2 separate regions of the Homo sapiens genome follow, and region 2 is linked to region 1. Evidence: chromatin loops called from intact Hi-C (ENCODE). Cell type or tissue: Calu3. All regions are shown on one strand.

Region 1 (2,500 bases):
GGTGAGCTGGAAGCCAATAGCTTAATTTTAATATGACCAAGTGGATTATTTATTATTTATATCTGTTTTAAAATAATAACCAAAATATTGTCTTTAAAATAGGTGATTTAAAGCATATTCATATATTGTATAAATGATTAATAATGTATAATTAGCAAACAGATCTTTGAAATTTATCGTTATACATAGACATTTCCAGAAAATTAGTGTCCTATGAGTTTTATGTATTTCATTATCAGTAAGGTATTCTCTAATCATTGAAAAATAAGCACTGCTTTTTTATTTTTAGCAACCTCTCAGTTTCCTTTTTGATATTGACACATTTGCATTTCTTTTATTACATATAGAAGTGAAGATAAATATTTGGGATAAATGTGGAAGGGACAGAAATAATCACATGTCCTTTAAGTAACTTACAGTACTCTTTATAGTTGGTATAAAAACCAAACACTCATGAAGAAATTAGAGATACTTAAAACAAATAAGGAATTATTGGAAATAATATTGAGGGATACTGACTTCAAGCACAGTATGGATTCAGTTTCAAGGAGGAAGTGAAATTGAATCTGTACTTTGAAGGATAAGTTGCTTAACATCAAGGAGGTAGAGGGCATTTCACATGGGAGAAGAAAACAAAAAGTCTAAAGGGCAATAGAGACAAGAATGAGGAAGGCACATAGTGAGGACAGTGGAGAGAGGGACCAGATTGGAGAAGATAGCATTTGTTGGGACCAAGGAGGACAGTGGGAAGTAAGATTTTCCAGAGAGTGGTACTTTGGTTATGAAGACCCTAAAAGCCAGCAAGAGTCTGTATGCAGTGAAATAAGCAACAGGGAGACATTGATATTGAGTAGTTTCTTAAGTATTAATTTTTGCATATAAATTAGTAGTATTTTTTCTAATACTTAATAGACCCTACAGTTACACCTCTAGTCTTGTTCTCATCAACTTAGAATTTTCATTTCAAATGAAAGTTTCACCTTTATTGTTTAAAGGATTGAAATAATACCCTATCTAGAATATATGGAAAAAGGTCTCTGAATACATCAATAGAAGAAATTACTTCTGGAATAATTGCAGTTATGAATTTAATAGGGTAGAAGAATTGCATTACATTTTTCTAGAAAGCTAAACAACCTTTGAGCATGCCAGTCTTTTAGTAATAAGGATGGAAGTATAGAGCAAAGGGAAAGACTGTGAGTACCCACAGGGTGGTATTTGTGGCTGTGGCTGGGGTTACTGGGAGTTACTGTTCTACCATGGAGAGCCAGGAGCGGAAGGCCATCGATGACTTACTGGCTCTTCTCCACATTCAGCAACAGGAAACCCACAATGCAGAACACCAGGTTGCGTGTCAAATGCCCTCTGACTCACTCCTTAGTATGGAAAATAATGATAAATAATGCAAATTTCTATTTTGTAGTCTTTTAGCATTTTTTCAAGAGCATTTGCTTTATTTCACTCTATCTCCGTAGTCTTTCATCTCTAATCTGAAGAAAGCAGGTTAGATGAAATTTGCTTAGCATCAAGTTAATGATTAGCAGAAGAACCAGGATTTAACTTCAACCTTTTCTGATTTCAAATCTGGAATTTGTCTTTGTAACAAGCATCTTTGGTGATTCTTATGCACATTGCTTTGGTTTTCTGTGTCTACATAAATCAATAGGTAATTTTAGTGTCCTTGCAGAGGAAGAAACTCTGCGATAAAAATTGGAACTGAAACTAAAAACAAGTTTTGATGAAAGATTGCTTTGACAAGATTTATTGTTGTTACTGTTGGTAAAATAATATCTTTTTTACTCAAACAAAATGTTTATAGTTTCTGCCCTAACCAGAGTGTGTAAATTCTTTGAAAAAATTCTACTCTTCCCAGATCGACTTCAAGCATGCCACATTTTGTACAGAGAAGATATTCTGTATGAATAACTCAGTATTTATTATAATGTTAGAAAATATTTCTCTCAACAGTAAGTTCCTCATTTTAAATAATGAGAGAAAGCATATTGATTCAAAAGAACAAGAAAAATTATCACAATATCATAAGAAAATATTTACTTTATTCATGACAAAAATGTTAGTTTGCTTTTAGAAATATTTTTGGCAAAATAAAGGTCTGAATATAATCATTTTAGTTATCTAGTTATTAGAGTCTAGAAACACATTTTCTGAAACAAATTAATATGGACACATTTTGAATTGAGCAGGATTACTTTTGAAGGACTTCAGGATATGTTAAGGAAATATTTTTCTTGCTTCCTTTGTACTGTAAAGCAGTAAACCTAATTCTTTGACCTATGAGTTAAAAATAGTCTGGTATAAAGTCATGAGAAAATGGCTTCTTCCTTGAAATAGAGGAATGCATTTCAGCAATAAGCTTATGATAATCTCGACTTTCATGCTATTTGGTGCAGCAAATCAATGCATTGCCTAGTAATTGGCTTCCAATTAATTCTCCATTTAGTTTTGACACAGGACTCTCTGGGTACAGAGGGAAAAGCTT
Region 2 (2,500 bases), 260 kb after region 1:
AAGAATTCACTCATTCTGTAGGACGACTTAGTTGCCTGGGACAAAAACTGTATAATGGTACCACAAAAACAGTTACACGGTGGAGTTCAAACCACACAGACAAAAATCCATTCAATAAATTTCCAAAGTTGCAGACCGTTTGGGCCCACCCAGAATCCCACTGGGACTGAACGGCCCCCACTGGGCTATACTGGATATGTGGACGTAGAGCCTACACTAAGCTGCCTGATGAGTGGACAGGAAGTTGTGTTACTGGCACTATTAAACCATCTTTCTTCCTACTGCCCATAAAAACAGGTGAACTCCTGGGCTTCCCTCTCTATGCTTCCTGCGAAAAGTGAAACATAGCCATAGGTAATTGAAAAGATGATGAATGACCTCCTGAAAAAATTATACAATACTATGGGCCTGCCACTTGGGCACAAGATGGCTCATGGGGATACCGGACCCCCAATTACATGCTCAACCGAATCATATTGTGGCAAGCTGTCTTGGAGATCGTTGGTAAAGCCTTGACTGTTCTGGCCTGGCAAGAAACTCAGATGAGAAATGCTATCTATCAAAATAGATTAACTCTCGACTACTTGCTAGCAACTGAAGGAGAAGTCTGTGGAAAATTTAACCTTACCAATTGCTGCCTGCAGGTAGATGACCAGGGGCAAGTAGTCGAAGATCTAGTTAAAGACTTCATGAAACTGGCACATGTGCCTGTACAAGTATGACACGGATTTGACCCTGAGGCCTTGTTCGAAAATGTTTCCCAGTGCTAGGAGGATTTAAAAGTCTTATAATAGGAATTATAGTAGTAATAGGAACCTGCTTACTGATCCCTTGTTTACTACCTGTACTCATTCAAATAGGTGAAAGGTTTCAACACTACTCTAGTTCACCAGAATGCTTCAGCACAAGTGTACTACATGAATCACTATCGATCTGTCATACAGGAAGACGCAGGTAGTGAGGATACAGATGAGAACTCCCACTAATAAAATAAGTGAGAGTCTCAAAGTGGGGAATAAGGAAGGAGACCACCCCCCATATTGCCCTATGCTCAATTTCTGCCTCAAAGAAAAAGTAGGAGTTAAAGAAAAGACAAGAAATAAAATCAGTCAGACAGCCCTGCGCTGCATTTCAAGCCTGGTAGCTGAAGATCTAACCTAACCGGTTATGTTAATAGAGTCCAGACAACCTGGCACTGCATTCCAGGCCTGGTAACTGAAGATCAAACTGCTTAGAGTTGTGAGTCCTTAAAAGGGACAGGAATTGTGCACTCAGAGAGCTCGGCTCTTGAGACAGGAGTCTTGCTGATGCTCCTAGCCGAATAAACTCTGTCCTTCTTTAACTCGGTTACTGAGGGGTTTTGTCTGCGGCTCTTCCTGCTCCAGTATATTTAACATATTTATTAGGAACCAAAGCCAAGAATCCTAGTGATGCTAAATGGCCCTCAGTGGTGTTTGGTTTTGCATTGGGACAGGAAATGTTCCTCATGTCTAGCGATTATTAATTTTATTATTTATATCAGGTTTACATGTTTAATGTTACATCACTTTTTGAGATCATTTTTACTAAATCTAAATATTTTTTGTTGTTTTCTGTAAACATTGTATACAAAATCAATGTCACACTTGGCAAAAATGAACAAATTTTATTATTTAAATAACTTCAAACTGATATTCTCTATAGGCATTTTCTTATCACTGTTAAACACTATATGTTGCTGTTTATTCAGTTTTCTTTCAGTTCTAATAAATGCACCTGCTCCTTTTTGTATGCAAGTGACACATTTAATGTTCTTTTAATCAAGAATGATTAAGTGAAATTGCAGGATTTTCATCTGAACTGTTCAAGTTCTGAATTTGAGGTGATACTTTTTTTTTCTCATTTTCATTATTTTGATTAAAAAATAAATCTTCATTAAATTAATCATTTGTAGTATCCTGTATGCTAAACTTAGGTTGGTCATGTTTAAGTAAAATCTAGTTTCTTTCTTTTTTTTCACTTAAATAAAAATAAACAAGCTACCATTCTAAAGAGTTTTTTTATTGTTTTCAACTTCTTTGGCTCTTCACGTTTATGTATACTATGATGTAAACGTGAAGTTACTTTCAATCATCTAAAAGACTGTAATTGCTTTCCCAGTATAAGAAATTAAATACATTTTCACCAAAGTATAGTAATGTAAAAATAACTAAAACTTATTTTCCAAAAAGTTTTATCTTGAAATTAAAATGCAAAATATAACTTCTAAATAATAATTTCAAAAATTAATTCAAATAATTGTATTAAACTGAACATTTTAATTTAATATTCTCAAACATTTAGTTAAATCCTATTAAACATTTAATAAAATAATGTTCTTTTACATACTACATGAAAGTGAAGTATTCATATGATAAGTCTAGACCTAGTAATGAGAATTGTGTAATATAGTAAATTTGTCATGTCTACCTTCTATGACTGTTAGGGTTTATGTACTAATGGGAAATTTTTTGCTCTGTGA

What was found. Hi-C counts contacts between places; a loop is a spot of excess contacts. Peaks named below come from ENCODE experiments on the same cell type or tissue, not always from the same donor. Only the 100,000 strongest peaks of a DNase experiment are listed, where the experiment ranks them.
Region 2: a loop joins it to region 1, with 4 times the contacts of the local background. A loop is called at or near these places in 1 of 110 quality-filtered maps.

Annotation. Positions count from the first base shown.
Region 1 is chr3:87,996,300-87,998,799 of GRCh38, reverse strand. No RefSeq gene overlaps it. Among named protein-coding and RNA genes, the nearest start is that of CGGBP1, 61 kb to the left of the region's middle. In Calu3, no CTCF peak of the experiment used is centred here; a DNase peak (open chromatin) is centred at 1,289.
Region 2 is chr3:87,732,556-87,735,055 of GRCh38, reverse strand. The region is part of intron 1 of LOC105377198 (a long non-coding RNA gene); the gene reads left to right. Among named protein-coding and RNA genes, the nearest start is that of HTR1F, 59 kb to the left of the region's middle. In Calu3, no CTCF peak of the experiment used is centred here; a DNase peak (open chromatin) is centred at 1,195.